Regions from separate parts of the Homo sapiens genome. Here region 1 is linked to region 2. Evidence: read pairs that join two places in POLR2A ChIA-PET (ENCODE). Cell type or tissue: endothelial cell of umbilical vein. All regions are shown on one strand. Links, peaks and the distances in the headings refer to the core of each region. The heading gives the core; the rest is flanking DNA. Region 1 has its middle 43 kb from the start of LINC01708. Region 2 has its middle 56 kb from the start of LINC01708.

What was found. ChIA-PET counts read pairs that join two places held together with the same protein. Peaks named below come from ENCODE experiments on the same cell type or tissue, not always from the same donor. Only the 100,000 strongest peaks of a DNase experiment are listed, where the experiment ranks them.
Region 1: POLR2A ChIA-PET joins it to region 2 with 5 read pairs; 3 of 35 experiments call an interaction of 5 or more read pairs at or near these places.

What each region holds. Positions count from the first base shown.
Region 1 is chr1:99,440,402-99,448,747 of GRCh38, forward strand. No RefSeq gene overlaps it. Among named protein-coding and RNA genes, the nearest start is that of LINC01708, 43 kb to the right of the region's middle. In endothelial cell of umbilical vein, for the core only: no CTCF peak of the experiment used is centred there; DNase peaks (open chromatin) are centred at 1,430 and 5,250; H3K27ac peaks cover 1,021 bases.
Region 2 is chr1:99,539,814-99,548,159 of GRCh38, forward strand. No RefSeq gene overlaps it. Among named protein-coding and RNA genes, the nearest start is that of LINC01708, 56 kb to the left of the region's middle. In endothelial cell of umbilical vein, for the core only: no CTCF peak of the experiment used is centred there; DNase peaks (open chromatin) are centred at 4,598, 6,848 and 7,258; H3K27ac peaks cover 2,588 bases.

The DNA of each region.
Region 1 (8,346 bases), core at 274-8,273, 99 kb before region 2:
AAAATTTGGGGAATGAATATTTAAATTATATCTGCAGTTTTTAATTTCTTCACACATTCTGACCTTTGATGTAGGTGACATAGGAGAAAACTTACTATGCCATTAGTCTTGGCCAAAGGACAAGGCAGTCGTGGCCCAGGCTTGTGTTGGATCGTTTTTTGTTTTTGTTTTTGTTTTGTTGAGACGGAGTCTCGCTCTGTTGCTCAGGGTGGAGTGCAGTGGTGTGATCTCGGCTCACTGCAAGCTCCACCTCCCAGGTTCATGCCATTCTCCTGTCTCAGCCTCCCAAGTAGCTGGGACTACAGGTGCCCGCCACCACGCCCGGCTAATTTTTGTATTTTTAGTGGAGATGGGCTTTCACCATGTTGGCCAGGCTGGTCTCAAACTCCTGACCTCATGATCTGCCCACCTCGGCCTCCCAAAGTGCTGGGATTACAGGCGTGAACCACTGCACCCGGCCTGTGTTGGATCATTTTGCTTCAACATGGATGAGAGTTCTTCAGCAAGGATCTCCAGAAGAGTGGCTGGTGGCAAACTAATTAAACTTAGGGTGACCATTTTGAAACAAGTCCCTCCTAAGATTTACTTACCATAAATACCTAAAAATGGAGTTTCACTATATTCTGCTTTCTTCTATTTTTAAAGGGATCCTAAGCCCCAAATGCAACATTGCAGGTCCAGTAGATTCCAACAATGGGACATTGTTGTTATTATAGGTCAGAACATCTCCACAGAACAAACTCTGTCACTTATGGCTGACAAACTCGCAAAAAATTGTTAGATTTGGTGATAATAATTAAACTAAATTAAATATTTTTTGGATGCTCATTTAACAAGATCTCAAAAAGATCACACCAAAATGGTCCCTGATCAGACGTACTTAGTTTAACGACAGCTACTCTCCCCTCTAAACTTCAGATTTCCAACAGTTCACAAAAGCAGCTTTGAACACTTTCCTTGTTAAATATGGGAACATACTGCTCTTAAGCCCTGAAATGAGAAAACTTCCCTCCAACGTAATTGCTCCAAGTGAAATACCACATAATATTAATCTCCTTGGAAAGCACCGAGAACTTTTCAAGTGGCTCATTACCTCTGCAGATAGTCAATGTACTTCCTAATGTTTTCAAAGCTTACAGGAAACAAGAAATGAAAGTGGAGAGTCAGGTCTTCTAAAAAAAATCGTAATAAACTGTTTCTGCTGGCCTCAGAAGTATAATAATAGTTAATATTCATCTAGTGATCACTAGATGCCAGACACCGTTCTAAGTGTTCACAAATGGTAATTTGTTTAATCCTCACTAACAATATTATTTCCCATTATGCAATGTAGAAAGCTGAGGCACAGACAGAGTAAGTCATGTGCCTGGTGTCACATAGCTAGAAACGCCAAAGCCAGGATCCAAACCTCCATATTCTAAAATGCTACATCAGTCTTCCTTTTAAAATAGTTCTGGCTTCCTGAGAATGACTCATGTGGGTTTTTACAACAATTTTTACTCTGATGTATTGCATCTTTTATGTGGGAAGTGGGCAGGCCAGTTCAGAGGAGCTAACTGGGGCTCTCCCTCCAGGAAAGAAAAGATGGTTCAGAGAAGTTACTTCTAAGAGAGTCTTGGAACTGTGTCAGCCACAGTCTTTCACACTGTGTGCAGTGCGTGCTAGGGGTCCTGAGTCCATTTTTATTATATGTACTAGAATGACTTTGACCTTTGACTGCCTGGTTAAAGGTATGAATGTGTTGAAGACATCTCATGATAAAGGGATGTTAAAACTTAAAGAAGGGCCCCAAGCACATAGTCTTAAAAGAAATTGTGCACTGCCTATTGCCTTTGGTTGTGAAATGGACTCTTAGTTAAAGGACCTGTGGCATGCACATGGTTATAAAATAAGACATATTTTATTATCTTCCTTATGCAGGTATAGCACTGGACACTTTATATGAATTACCTTCTTTACTTATTATGATAACCCTATAAGATTACTATGATTGCCCCCACTTTCCAGATGACAACTACAGTGCTAATCAATAACTGAGAGAGGAATTTAGCTTAAATATGTTTTTCTCTGAAGCTTGTACTCTTTAATGTTAATCTAATTTTCCACAAAAACAGGCTAAGTTTTTTTTATTAGTGTAGGAATTTCTCAATTATTGTTGTTTTGGTTTCTGCGTTGGGCAGAGATTCCAGGCAGCACTGTCAAAGACAGAACTGGACTCTGAAGCAGGTTGTCAGGAGCCAGAAAACAGGTAAGGATTGATGTCAAGACAAGGTAGGTGTGAGAAGGGGATTGAAGGGAGAGGAGACTGCAGGCAGACAGTATTAAAGAAGCATAGTCCTGGAAACTGAGGCAATCTGGACTTCAATGAGGCTGGACTTTATAGCCATGTTGCTACAGATGCCTATAGCTTTCTTCTTATGCTCACCTTGGACTCAGTCTTCAAGTTACAGTTAATGTTCTCTCTTGCCACAGCTGGATGCTATTCCTAACGAGATGCGTTAAGAACATGATTAGTTCAATAACCAGAGAATTCCAGTACCCCACAATAGCATGCTTGGCTGACAGTTATGAGAAGTTTAAGTAGTGTTTTTGAAAGGTTGATCCTCTTGTCTTTTCTTTTCTTTTCCATTTTTTTTTTTTTTTTTTTTTTAGACAGAGTCTCTGTCTGTCACCCCAGGCTGGAGTGCAGTGGTGTGATCTCGGCTCAGCGCAACCTCCCCATCCTGGGTTCAAGCAATTCTCCTGCCTCAGCCTCCCAAGTAGCTGGGATTACAGAAGCATGCCACCATGTCCGGCTAATTTATTTTGTATTTTTAGTAGAGATGAGGTTTCATCATGTTGGCCAGGCTGGTCTCGAATTCCTGACCTCGGATGATCCACCTGCCTCGGCCTCCCATAGTGCTGGGATTATAGGCATGAGCCACCACACCACTTTCATTTTTACCAAAATTTGTGAACAATAACAGAAAACTGTTATTGCCCATTTGAAAACTTTTACGAACAGCCATTTTAATTCAAGATGGCAAACCAAAGCACACATTTTACCATTTAAATTATAACTTTATGACTTTTCATGCTAGATACTCTCTTACTTATTCATAAATAGTTGATGCTAAAGTGACTAATAAAGTTATTCATAACTGATTTATAAGAAATACTAGTGTGGGTAGTTTAAAGACCAGGAAAACAAATAAATATAAATATTGACATCAATCAACTTAAGAAGAGAAAGAGAGATTTCATTTAGTCAAATATTCTAATTGTGTTTGAAATCTTAAAATATATTTTCAAGAATATTTTATGCATTCAACCTTGTTGTTAGGAAAAAAACAGAAACATAGCTGGATTAGAAATCCAAGAACTATCTTTGAGTCATAGTAAGCGGAACAAAAGACAGAACCATGTGCCCCTAGGGATCTATAGACTTTTATACATTTTTTGTTGTTCTTTTGATTTGTTTTTCTGTTTTCTTTTCTTTTTTCTTTCTTCTTTATTTATTTATTTTTGAAACTGGGTCTTGCTCTGTCACCCAGGCCGAAGTACAACTTCGGCCTGGGTGACAGAGCAAGACTCTCAGTGGCACAATCACGGCTCACTGCAGCCTCAACCTCCCAGGCTCAAGCCATCCTTCCACTTCAGCCTCCCAATTAGCTGGGACTACAGGTGCATGCTACCATGCCCTGCTAATTTTTGTATCTTTTGTAGAGATGGGGTTTTATCAAGTTTCCCAGGCTGGTCTCAAACTTCTGAGCTCAAGCAACCCGCCTTACTCGGCCTGCCGAAGTGCTGGGATTCTGTTCCTGTGTTAGTTTGCTGAGAATTATGGTTTCCAGCTTCATCCATGTCCTTGCAAAGGACATGAACTCATCCTTTTTTATGGCCACATAGTATTCCATGGTGTATGTGCAATATTTTCTTTATCATTGAGGGGCATTTGGGTTGGTTCCAAGTCTTTGCTATTGTGAACAGCGCTGCTATAAACATGTGTGCATGTGTCTTTACAGTAGAATGATTTATAATCCTTTGAGTGTATACTCGCTAATGGGATTGCTGGGTCAAATGGTATTTCTGGTTCTAGATCCTTGAGAAATCGCCACACTGTCTTTCACAATGGTTGAACAAATTTACACTCCCACCAACAGTGTAAAAGCATTCCTATTTCTCCACATCCTCTCCAGCATCTGTTGTTTCCTAACTTTTTAATGATTGCCATTCTAACTGGTATGAGATGGTATCTCATTGTGGTTTTGATTTGCATTTCTCTAATGACCAATGATGATGAGCTTTTTTCCATATTTTTTGGCCACATAAATGTCTTCTTTTGAGAGGTGTCTGTTCATATCCTTCTCCCACTTTTTGGAGGTTTTTTTTTCTTGTAAATTTAAATTCTTTGTAGATTCCGGATATTAGCCCTTTGTCAGATGGGTAGATTGCAAAAATATTCTCCCATTCTGTAGGTTGCCTGTTCACTCTGATGATAGTTTCTTTGGCTACGCAGAAGCTCTTTAGTTTAATTCGATCTGATTTGTCAATTTTGGCTTTTGTTGCCATTGCTTTTCGTGTTTTAGTCATGAAGTCTTTGCCCATGACTATTTAAATAAACTTATCAAGCTAAAAAAAATCTTTCTAAAAATTATTTCGAATACTATCTCTTCAAAAAAAGCATTTATACAGAAATCATACTCCTTTTCAGTTTTACTTCCTTTTCAGTTGTATGCACTAGCATTCTAGAAAATATAAAAGACAGAGATAGAAGAGGAAAATCATCTTATCATTTTACATATATAGCTACCTATACAAGTAGAGTTACACCATTTTTCAAGAGATATGAGAAAGTAAAGAAACTTGGCTGAACTGTTAAAACTTATGTAATTACCATGGGAATTTTTGCTAGAGAAAGAGTTTGAAATATTGTTCCTATATAATCTGATAATATTTTGGACAAGAGTTTAATTTATGAAATTATGGTGTAGAATCTCAAAACACAGTAATTCACAAATATATAATGTCAATTTGTTTTATTTTAGAAGCTCTCATGAACAATTATATTCTGAGAATTTTTATTATAAGACATATGCTTGAAAAAAACTGTGTGGGTGGTTCACTGTTGAGTGAAAATTCTACTGTACTTTACTGCTCTACAATCTTAGGAATGTTGGCAATTTTTAAGAGCAGATGTTCTTCTTGGCATCTACTGTAATATTTAGCATAAACAAAAGTACTGGACACATTAAGATGACCAAATAATAGGCTTTCCTCTCTTTGTAGTCTATTTAAAACTTAGAGGAAGGGGGTGGGGGAACCTAACTAAAACTATTATTACATTCAAGGCTTATAAAAACAACAGAGAAAATTAAATTTGTTGTCCTTTGGGCTTAGATTTCCATTACAGTCTTTATCTCACAGTATTACCAGAAATGACAACCCTCACAATTGTTTTTCTCTGAAGTGTTTCTTGCGGTCATTCCCAGTGTGCTCACTGAACATTCAGAAAGAAACTTGGGTGATCATTTTTCGCTTGTCTGTTATTTTTTTTTAATGGAGGAAAAGGGAATACATTATTTCTGACCATATCAAAAATGAGATCCAGTGTTCATGCAACAAGCTCAAACAGTATTGTCATATAGCTCCATGTCAATAAATTAAGTTCTCTCTATTCTTAGTATTTTAAAACAAATGTTTTCGGCAAACATGGAAATGAAAGGTGCTCTATTTTTTAAAAACAAAGATATATCTTTGTTTTAGGGACAGAAGACAAGAATATGATACAAGGACTCTCATATATTTATAGTATTCCTTCAGTAACTAGCTTCTGAAGTCCTACTGTATGTCAAGCACTGTTCTAGGCGCTGGAGAAAGCTTGATGAGAAGCACAGAATCGAAGTGTTCCAAGAGTTTTCCTGGACACTCAACTATTGTTGACCTTTGTCAAGTGTCTTATTCATTGGTCTTTACAAAAAGTCATCAACAAAATACCTTATTGGTTGAGTAAGATTACTATATATGAAAGAAAATCCTTTGGTCTTCAAGTAGAAAAAAAAATCCTTTCAAAGGTTAACGTATCTGATGCAAGCTGAATAATGAAATGTGGCATGCTGGCTTGATCAAAACACTAATTGCCAACTTTGATGCTCCTCCTCTGTTGAATACCCTTTAGGAATGCCTGAGGAAGCATCAAAGAAAAGAAATGTGAGGAAATCCACTTCTTTCATCTCTCAATAAGTTAAAAAAGAAAGCATAGTTAGATATTCCATAAATGTCCTTATACAGATCAATTCACATAAGCCCAAAAATTAAGACATCAAGAAAATCTTTCTCATGTTGTGTTGGGGGTACAGGAATATCCTCACTTTTTTTTCAGCAAGCTTTAGTCTGGTAAGATAAATGTGCATTTAACGGATAGAGATTTCCTAACAGAGTCTAAATTTCTCATTTCAGATATCTAGAATTTTCTAAAGCAGGGGCCAAATATTTGAACCTCAATATGAAAATATACTGCTGGTGGGAATGTAAAGTGGTACACCCACTTTAGGAAACAGTTCCTCGTTATTTTAAAAGCTCGAATATATTTTAAAAGCTCACCTACCACATGACCTAGTCCTTCCTCTCCGAGATGTTTACCCAAGAGAAATGAAAGTACACAGGCTTATGCATGATGTTCAGAGCAACTTTACGTACAATAACCAGAAACTGGAAACAAATCAAACCTCCATCAATAGGTAATGGATAAACAAATTTCAGTATATTCATATAATGGACTAAAACTCAAGAATCAAAAGAATCTAAAGAATAGACTATTGATACACGTGCAATATGGATGCATCTCAAAATAACTGCAGAGTGAAAGATGCCAAGCAATGAGAGTACATATTATATGATTCAATTTATATAAAATTCTAAAAGCAAAACACTTATCTAGAATGAAAAAAAGCACATCAGTTGTTGCTTGAAGATGAAGATAAAGGCAAGGAGATTGGGGAGGAAGGATTATAAAAGGATATAAGGAAACATTTGAGAGTGATGGAAATGTTCATTATCTTGACTGTGATGATGGTTTCCCGGGTTCATATTATATCAAAACATTACACTGTAACACTATAAATATGCACAAAACAACTATGGGCTGAGAGGTAAAAGACAAATGGTACAGATACATTATTTTCCTCAAATGGCACATGGATCAGACTACATTTGACCACTTTCCCATGCAGACTATGGCTTATGGTACAAGCCCACTGCTTAAGCATCTCCACTAAACTACACAGATATCTGTGTTCAGATTTAATTTTTAAAAGTTATTAAATTCATAAGCAAAAATTAATTGCACAGGCTCCTAGTAACTAATTTTTGGAATATAGTTTCATATTAGGAAATAAAGCCAATGAACAAAATTTATACTGTAATAAAATTGTTCTATTTAAATGTCACCTTGGCTACATTAAAAGGCTGAATTTTCCAGGGGTTTTAAATAGTGGCAATGCTGACTCATAATGTAGGAGTTAAAACCAACATGATAACTATACAGAGTGACCCAAGGGAGTCATCATCATCAAGATGATCATAATAATTAAGTGAGGCAGACTTAAGTAAACTTCAGAAAATGAGTATATTTGTTTTATTAAAAGTCTGATGTCCCAGTACAACAGATTTTAGGTTTTTCTGTACAAGGTCAGGGTTTGCATATCCTGTGAATAGAAACACTGAAAATTGATGATGTAGCTTTATGTAAAACACAACAGAGACCATTGTAATTGTGTTTGTTTTCTTGAAGAAACACCTAGCTTGTGGCTGGGTAAGGATGGAGGTCAGCCTGTACTCCTGGACCCCTAGTGCCTGGCACAGTGCCTGACAGTGCATAGATGGGACTCAATAAATGAAAACAGTGGTCTCCTTCAGAGCTGTCATTTAAAGTGCACCATACTGGGCTTTTAAACCAATCTACCTTAAGGCAGCTTCAAGAAATGCTAAATTATGCATAATAAAAGCAACCAGTAGATTCATAATATTTGAAAACCAGTAGTTTTGAAGAAAGTATTAAGCATAAATAATATAGTAATAAGAGCACTATAGTGATAATAATGTTTATAGTAATAAAAGTAATATAAACACTATATGAGGCACTATGCTAAGCAGTTTAATTGTTATTTCTTTTACTTCTCACAATAATGATGTGAGATAGATGTTATTGTTATGATCACTATAGACCATACTAACCTATTACCTATGTACTTGTGCAGAGAGAGAACCACATCTTTCTTGTGCTCCACTATGTACCCAGCACCAAGCATGGTTTCTAACATAACAGATATCTGTGAGTACATTATACTGTTGGCTACTGAACCTAAG
Region 2 (8,346 bases), core at 152-8,151:
TTAAACCCATGTTGTTCAACAATCAACTGTATTAGCAAACCTACTGAAGTCTCAAAGGCCTAGGTCTTTCCATTGAAAGCAACAGTAACCTAATTCCAGTAAATCTGGGCAAAAAATAAAAATAAAAAGACACTGATGTGCTCAAAGAGAGAACTCCATGTAAAGATGAAGGGAGATTAGGGTAATGCAACAGAGCCAAAGAATGCCAAAAGATTGCCAAAACCCACCAGAAACTAAAGGGATGCATGGAACTAATTTCTGCCTCACCCCCTAGGAAGTAACCAACCCTACTGATACCTGATACCTCCAGAACTGTTATACAATAAATTTCTGTTGTTTAAGCCAGTTTATTCCCAACTTTTTGGCATCAGGGACCAGTTTTGTGGAAGATAATTTTTCCACAGCCAGGCATGGGAGTTGGCTTCAGGATGATTCAAGTACATTACATTTATTTTGCACTTTATTCCTATTACTATTACATTGTAATATATAATGAAATAATTATACAACTCACCGTAATGTAGAATCAGTGGGAGCCCTGAGTTTGTTTTCATGCAGCTAGTCAGTCCCATCTGTGGGTGATGGGAGACAGTGACAGATCATCAGGCATTGGATTTTCATAAGGAGGATACAACCTAGATCCCTTGTATGCACAGTTCACAATAGAGTTCATACTCCTATGACTATCTAATGCCACTGCTGATGGAACAGGAGGTGGAGCTCAGGTGGTAATGCAAGTGATGGGGAGCAGCTGTACATACAAATGAAGCTCTACTCACTCACCCGCCTCTCACCTCCTACTGTGCAGCCCAGTTCCTAACAGGCCATGAACAGGTACCAGTCTATAGCCCAGGAGTTGGGGACTCCTGGTTTAAGCTACCCAGTTTGTGTTACTTTTTTACAGAAGCCCTAGCAAATGAATTCACAGACTAAATATGTACCACTAGGTCATTTTGAATGTCATTTTTGTCATTTTCTCATCTTATTGGTCAAATCAGTACAGTTCAGAAAAAGAACTTTCTCTTTCGCATATGCAACTTCAGTCTCTTCTTTTTCATTGTCTTTCATTAGCCTGTACTTACTCTTTTCTCTATTCACATCCCAGATTTTATTCTATGTGGCAGATAAATATTATTGCACTGAGAGTCCAGACTTGTGAGTCAGTTATCAAGCATGAAGAGCTTAATTTCAAATATTGTATTTTGCAAGCTCAGAATTTCTATTATGTTATTTTAATAAATTTCAATTTTCTGTTGAAGTACTCCATCTTTTTATTGATTTTGACTATCTTTTTAATATATTAATCACAGTTATTTTTGAACTCTATTTACCAAATCACATATTTATATCATCTCTGAGTTTGCCTTTATTTACTGTCTTCTCTCTTATTAGTTGCTTTTCCTGCTTGTTTGCATATCTAATACTTGCTTACTATGTGCTTGACATTATAAATGATACACCATAGATGCTGTGGAATGTGTTATCTTCCTCTAGAGATTAAGTTTTTATCTAGCAGGCAATTAAATTATGAAAAATCACCCTCATCCTGCCACAGTTTGATTTTAGTCTTTGTTAGAGTGGGTCTATTTCACTTTTTCCCTTATTCCTAGAGTCTAACCCTTACCCCTAGCATGCTCCTTACTTCTAAGATGTGATACTATCATAGTAACATCAACAACAGGCCCAAGGTATTCATTAGCTGGACCCAAATGTCAGTGTCTCCCCAGAGTTGTGCGATTTCTGAAATCTCTGCTTATCTCTCAGCACCCCACATCCTTTCTCTGCTATATCTCCTGAAATCTCATTATGTGAATACACACCTTTATGCATCAAAGACCCAATGTGAATTTTTATGTAGATTTTGGAGCCACTTCTCTGTAACTCTCTCCTAATACCCTACCCCTCAAATCCCAGTCACCATTGTAACTCCTAAAACCAGTCTCTGTTTTCCCTGAGAGCAAGAATTTTGCTTTCTGCTAGGGCTGTATGCTCCCATACAGTGGTTTGAAAATTGCTTTTTGGGGGAAATCCAGAGTGAAGGCAGGGTGTAGGTCATGTGTTTTCCTTATCTCAGGGATATCAGCCTTGCATTAGTTGCTGCTCACTTTCTGCAAACACTCGTTTAAATTTTTTCCATATTTTATATATGTTTTGGTGGGTGGACAAGTCTAACATAAGCTACTTAATCATGGCCAAATCTTAAAGTGAGGCATAAAGTGTTTTTATTGTATTTATTTATTTATTTTTTAGAGACAGGGTCTCACTCTGTCACCCAGGCTGGAATGCAGTGGCATATCATAGCACACTGCAGCCTTAAACTCCTGGGTTCAAGTGATTCTCCTGCTTCGGCCTCCTGAATAACTGGGACTACAGGCAGGCACCACCATGCCTAGCAAATTTTTTAACTTTTTGTGGAGACGAGGTCTCCATATGTTGCCCAGGCTTGTCTCGAACTCCTGGCCTCAAGTGATCCTCCTGCCTAAGCCTCCCAAAGTGCTGGGATTATAGGCATGAGCTACCACACTAGCCCATAAAGTTCTTAAGCACAGAATTAATCCTCATGATCCATTTATTTGCTCTTTTATATCCTCGCTCCTCTCTTTCCATACCTTACTAACTGTAACATAATAAAAGCATGTTTCTAACAGATAATTTCCACAAATAACTATAATCCTGCTATTTAAAAACTCAACATACTATCATCCTAGAGAAGAAAATCTATAACATAGTGACAGTAGGAATGCCAACTAATAACAAATTGGTGTTTAGACTTCTTACCTTCTGTAAGGCTCATGAAAGAAATATGTATTCATAATTGTCCAATTTCTTAAACGCAACCTTATGGAAAGACAGAATCAGGGTAAAGACAAACACTAAGAACAACGCACAGTGGAGACATAAACAGAGTTCTTAGATTAAGATACAGGTAGGGGCTAGCAGAATTCACACTGTTTCCCAGATTCCCTATCCCGTGAAGGGACACTTTGTCCAAGTACAGCCAGACATACTTCAGTTTTGTTTGAGGAAAGAAACTCTGATTTGTCTCCTAATATTTACAGAGGGGTTGGGAATAAGGAGGAAACATCCACAATGAGTAGAAAGAGTCTTGATCTTTGCAATTGGAGTGTCATTGACATCTACTCTCAGATACCAATTGCTCAATAAGTTTGAATAGCCAGCTGTTTTCAACTAAAGACCATGATGCTCTCCTGGATGAGCCAATGAGTCTATATGATGAAGAAAACCATGTTGTCTCTTTGCAGACAGTAAGTAACTACCTATAGGTTATTATTTCAAGCTTATCATGAAGGGTTTTTTTTGTTTGTTTTTTTGTTTTTTGTTTTTTTTTCTGAGATGGAGTCTCGCTCTGTTGCCAGGCTGGAGTGCAGTGGTGTGATCTTGGCTCACTGCAATCTCTGCCTCCTGGGTTCAAGTGATTCTCCTGCCTCAGCCTCCCAAGTAGCTGGGATTACATGCACATGCCATCATACCCAGCTAATTTCTGTATTTTTAGTAAAGAGGGCATTTCACCGTGTTGGCCAGGCTGCTCTCTATCTCCTGACCTCATGATCTGCCCGCCTCGGCCTCCCAAAGTGCTAGGATTACAGGTGTGAGCCCCCACGCCTGGCTCATAAAGGGTTTTTTCTAGCAGGGCCTTTGTTTATGGTTAAAATACAAATACAGTACATCTAGGAGAGGTATCACAGATTAGTCAGTTACATTTCAGAATGATGTTTTTAAAGACTCCTTTTCTGATAACTTATTTTGATAGTTAAGAGAGAGTAGAATCAAAAGCTGTGGGTTGTGAAAGGTAAATAGGAAAAGGAGCAAAAAGAAAGAAGAAAGAAGTTTGGAGGCTTGAGGAAACAGCTTCAGATTTAGCAATTTGGGCTCCTGCTTATAAATCTTCATGTCCGTATTGATATGTTACTAACAGCATATTGGTACATTAGTATAAGTGGTATTATACATCTCACTTAAAACAGTGGTCTTCAATCTTCAGCTACACAGAATCACCTACAGAGGTTTTATAGCTCCAGATGTCCTAGGTACACCCCAAACCAATTACATTAGAGACCCTAGAGATGGGGCCCAGGCAGTAGTGGTTGTTAAATCTCCACAGGTGATTCAAATATGTAGCCAAGCTTGCGAATCACTGACATGTTCTCTTGGCTTCTGCTCTCTTTCATAACAATAAAGCATCAGCTAGACAATCCCTGAGCATTCTTTCCAGTCCAAGTTCTTCAATTCTGTGATAATGCATGAAAAATTTCCCTTTTCTTTCACTGCTCGCAAAACTGAAGCAAATCCACTGAGTTATTTTCTGCTTTGGCTTTGTGACTTAGGTAAATACAAATGTTCTCCAAAGTTTATATTGTTTCATAAGATGTTTTCCATCCCTGCTCACCTAGACATTCATCAGAGGGAAGGGGGAAACAGCTATTAGCTGTCCAAAGAAAAGCATAAGTCTAACACGAAACATATTATAAAAACAAACACTTTACAAGTGGGATGAGCCCTTTTTGTAAACACAGGAAACACCTGCTTATTGATGCTTTGCTATTGTGGAAGTTTTGTGTAAGTGTTTTCATAATTACAGATTCATATTCCATATATGTTAAGCAAAACTGTTTGCATGACTCATTTGGAAAAGACTTTGAAGTCTCTTGCTTAAGACCTAACAGTGCTCTCTTCTCTTCCTTTCTCTCTCCCCTAGAAGAGATGCCTAATGAGAAACGCCAAGATTGGCCACATGAGCTTTCACAGAGAGGCTCTGGGAAGGAGAAAGCCTGGAAGTCAGGCCCATCTGCACAGCACACTCACCTGCTGTGAGTCATTCAGTCCATGTCAGGCATTTTTTTCCCACAGCTCTTCCTACCTCACAGATGTGATATTAAAGAGCTATATAATGTGTAAGACACTCCAAGGTACTGTGAAGCAAGAAATGAAATAAATATAGGATCTTTACCTTGCCAAAAAGCAACATCTCAGAATTTGCCAAGCCACCTGCTAAGGTCAAGTCATTTGTCATCTGAAGCAAACTGCCTCTATTAAAGACAAATGGCATAATATCCACAGCCCCCTCCCCAGGAAACCTTCAATATGGTTCACTTATATTCTCCTTAAACATAGCTGCATATTCAGACCTTCTCAACCTTGAGCATATCTTTGTTCCACCAGCAAGATCCTCTGCCTTTTTTTCTGCCCTGTCTCCACTTTTCCCTCTACCCCCACTCCTCACTATGGAAATACAATACATCATTCAAGTTCCCGTTTAATTAATAGCAGCTACTTTATTGAGCACGTTCCAGGAACTTAGCTGAATGCTTTTCATGCATTTGTTTACCTAATTCTTCCAACATATCTACAAAATAAGTTTTATTAAGCCAGTTGACTCAAAGACAATCAAAACTCAAAGAGGGAAAATAACTTGCTCAAGATCACAAAACCAAGATTCAAACCCAGGCGTATCTTGCTCCAAAGCTGATTCTATTACCCACTACATTGCACTGTCACTCTTTCCATAGAAGGGTGAAAACTTTCTTGATGACTCTACCATGCAGCAATTTCTCCCCAGTTGAAATCAAGCTCCCCTCCAGTATATGTTTTTACATGTTGCGTAGTCTTGGTCACTATTTTATATTGCTATTTAATTTAAAATGAATGTTTTGTTTCTTTCCCTAAGTATATTACAAGCCTATTAAAGCCACAGAACTATTCAAAGTGCCTAACACAATGCACTTACATTCTGTAGGCACATACAAAAACTGGTCTTATTTTCAGTTGTGGTATATGCTTTTGTTACCCTTTTATCACCTAGCACATTGCTATGTACAGTAGTCTAACCAAGACAATAAATCCTTCCCATTTGTGTAGAGCACAGATGGAGGAATTAAATAACAAGACATGAGGTGAAGAAGACTAGTAAAGGTGTAATTGAAGATGAACCTATCTATCTACTTTTGGGTCATCTTGGGTTATGATTTTAATGTTGATAGCTATCAGAACTTAAGAAGCATTTCTTTTTTATAATGCACAGAATACCAAAATACTGATATTAGACAGTATTCCATATTTGCATAAATTATAATTTCTAATCAGTTATTAATATTTACTAGTGTCTGTGCAGAATGTTTATCAATATGTCATAGCACAAAAGTAGAAACAAGCACAAAATAAATTAACACAGTATTTTACATTTTAAGAATAATCAGCCAGGTGCGGTGGCTCATGCCTATAATCCTAACATTTTGGGAGGCCGAGGCAGGCAAATCACTTGAGGTCAGGAGTTCAAGATCAGCCTGGCCAACATGAGAAACCTCTGTCTCTATTAAAAATACGAAAATTAGCTGGACATGGTGGCACACACCTGTAATCCCAGCTACTCAGGAGGCTGAGGCAGGAGAATCACTTGAACCCAGGAGGCAGAGGTTGCAGTGAGCCGAGATTGTGCCAATGCACTCCAGCCTGGGCAATAAAGCAAGACTCCATCTCAAAAAATACAATTTTTTAAAAAAAAAAGAATAATGAACACAAGATCTTTCTATGCAAAGCGATTTGGTAAATTAAGAAAAATATTTAGAAAAGTCAGAAAGAAAAACACTCTAGCCAGGCAAACTTAGAAAACTAAGGGAAAACTTTTAGAGCTTGATTAAGTAGATAATTACTTAAGATGAAAGAGTAAATTATATAAAAGAGAACTTATTGGTGAATAAAAATAAATCTGATTCTAAGAGATAAGAATAACTGGCATGCAGGAGATACTGACTCACAAAGCTTCCTGTACCAACCAGAGTATCATTTTTTCAAATAGGAGAGGAGTGAATGTTATGCACTGTGGCTTAATAGTGTGCATGAAATTACTCTGATGCTCATTTTTCTGATTCCAAGACTCTTGACTAAGAATGTTCAAGCTCTTATTTGAGACCATAAAATAGAATATGAAAATAAATAACTTGAAATAGAGAGGCAGGCATCTCAGCGAGTAGCCCATATGCACTCACCCCTAAACCAGTCCCGAGTACCTCCTCAGTAACACACCCTCTTCAGCGTGCTAGAAATATGAAGCCAGTACATGACACAGGAAGACTGGAATATGATATTTATCTTACTCTTGTCTACTGTTTAATGTGTAAGAGTGTAAAGGGTATTCTTCCCTTATTTATGAGTTTGTTTCCCTTTGTGTAGAATGTAGTATAAGTCCATCATATATAATATATAAGTGTGATGTATACATATATGCATTTTCATGCTGTTAAACATTATTTCTAAACATGATTAATGATGGCTGCCTTGTCTACTGTTTTAGTGTGTGAGAGTGTAAAGAGTATTCTTCCCTTATTTATGAATTTGTTTCCCTTTGTGTAGAATGAGGTAATATCTACTTACTTTCCTTCAAAGTTCTCAGGAATGACTCATGAAAAAGGTTCTTCAATTTAGCCAGTACACTAAAATGTTTTCAATAACAAATAATTTCCTTTATGCCTGTAGAACATTTCATCTGCATATAACTACAATTTGGACTCTCAGTACACATTTTCTATTTCTTGCTAATGCCCATGAGACTTTCAGGAGTTAGAACTATAGGTTCTACCATTTCCTGGCCTTTCTGTATCTATAGATTTTCTAGTCATGTGATCTTACAGTCACCTTAGTTTAGTGAAGGTAGCTCCAGACATGGCGTCAAATGACCCATGTTCAAATTTCAGCTATGCTTTTCATTGTTAGCCTTGTGACCTGGACTAAACCAAGCATCTCCCCGAGTCTCAGCATCTTTTCTATAAAGAGGAGAAACAATACCTGCCTGCACTTACCCATAGGATTGTAATGAGACTCAAGATGAAAACTATGCAAAAATGCTGCATAAATCACATCTCTGTAGCAGGAATTTTCTTGCTATTTTTAGTTGCTTGCAACCCTTTTTTCCCTATTAGCGAGCAATAGCTACTATCAAAATTTTCATTGGTTTTCTTCTGGTCTTTAGTTTCTACAGTACGTATATATGTGTTTATGTATGTATAGATGTACTTTGTAAAATATAGTATTTTATTGTAATACAATTATGTATTATAATAGTTTTATCCTACTTTTACAAAATGTATTTTATAATACACATGCAATTTTATATATTTTATAATGTATTATGGTAAAATTATGTATTATACGTGCATATATAATGACATATGTGTATATATATGTCCCTAGATTAATAAAAGTTCTTCCAAATAACAGCTTTGTATAAGTCCATCATATATAATATATAATAAAGTGTGATATATACATACATGCATTTTCATGTTGTTAAACATTATTTCTAAACCTGGTTAATGATGGCTGCCTTAAAAA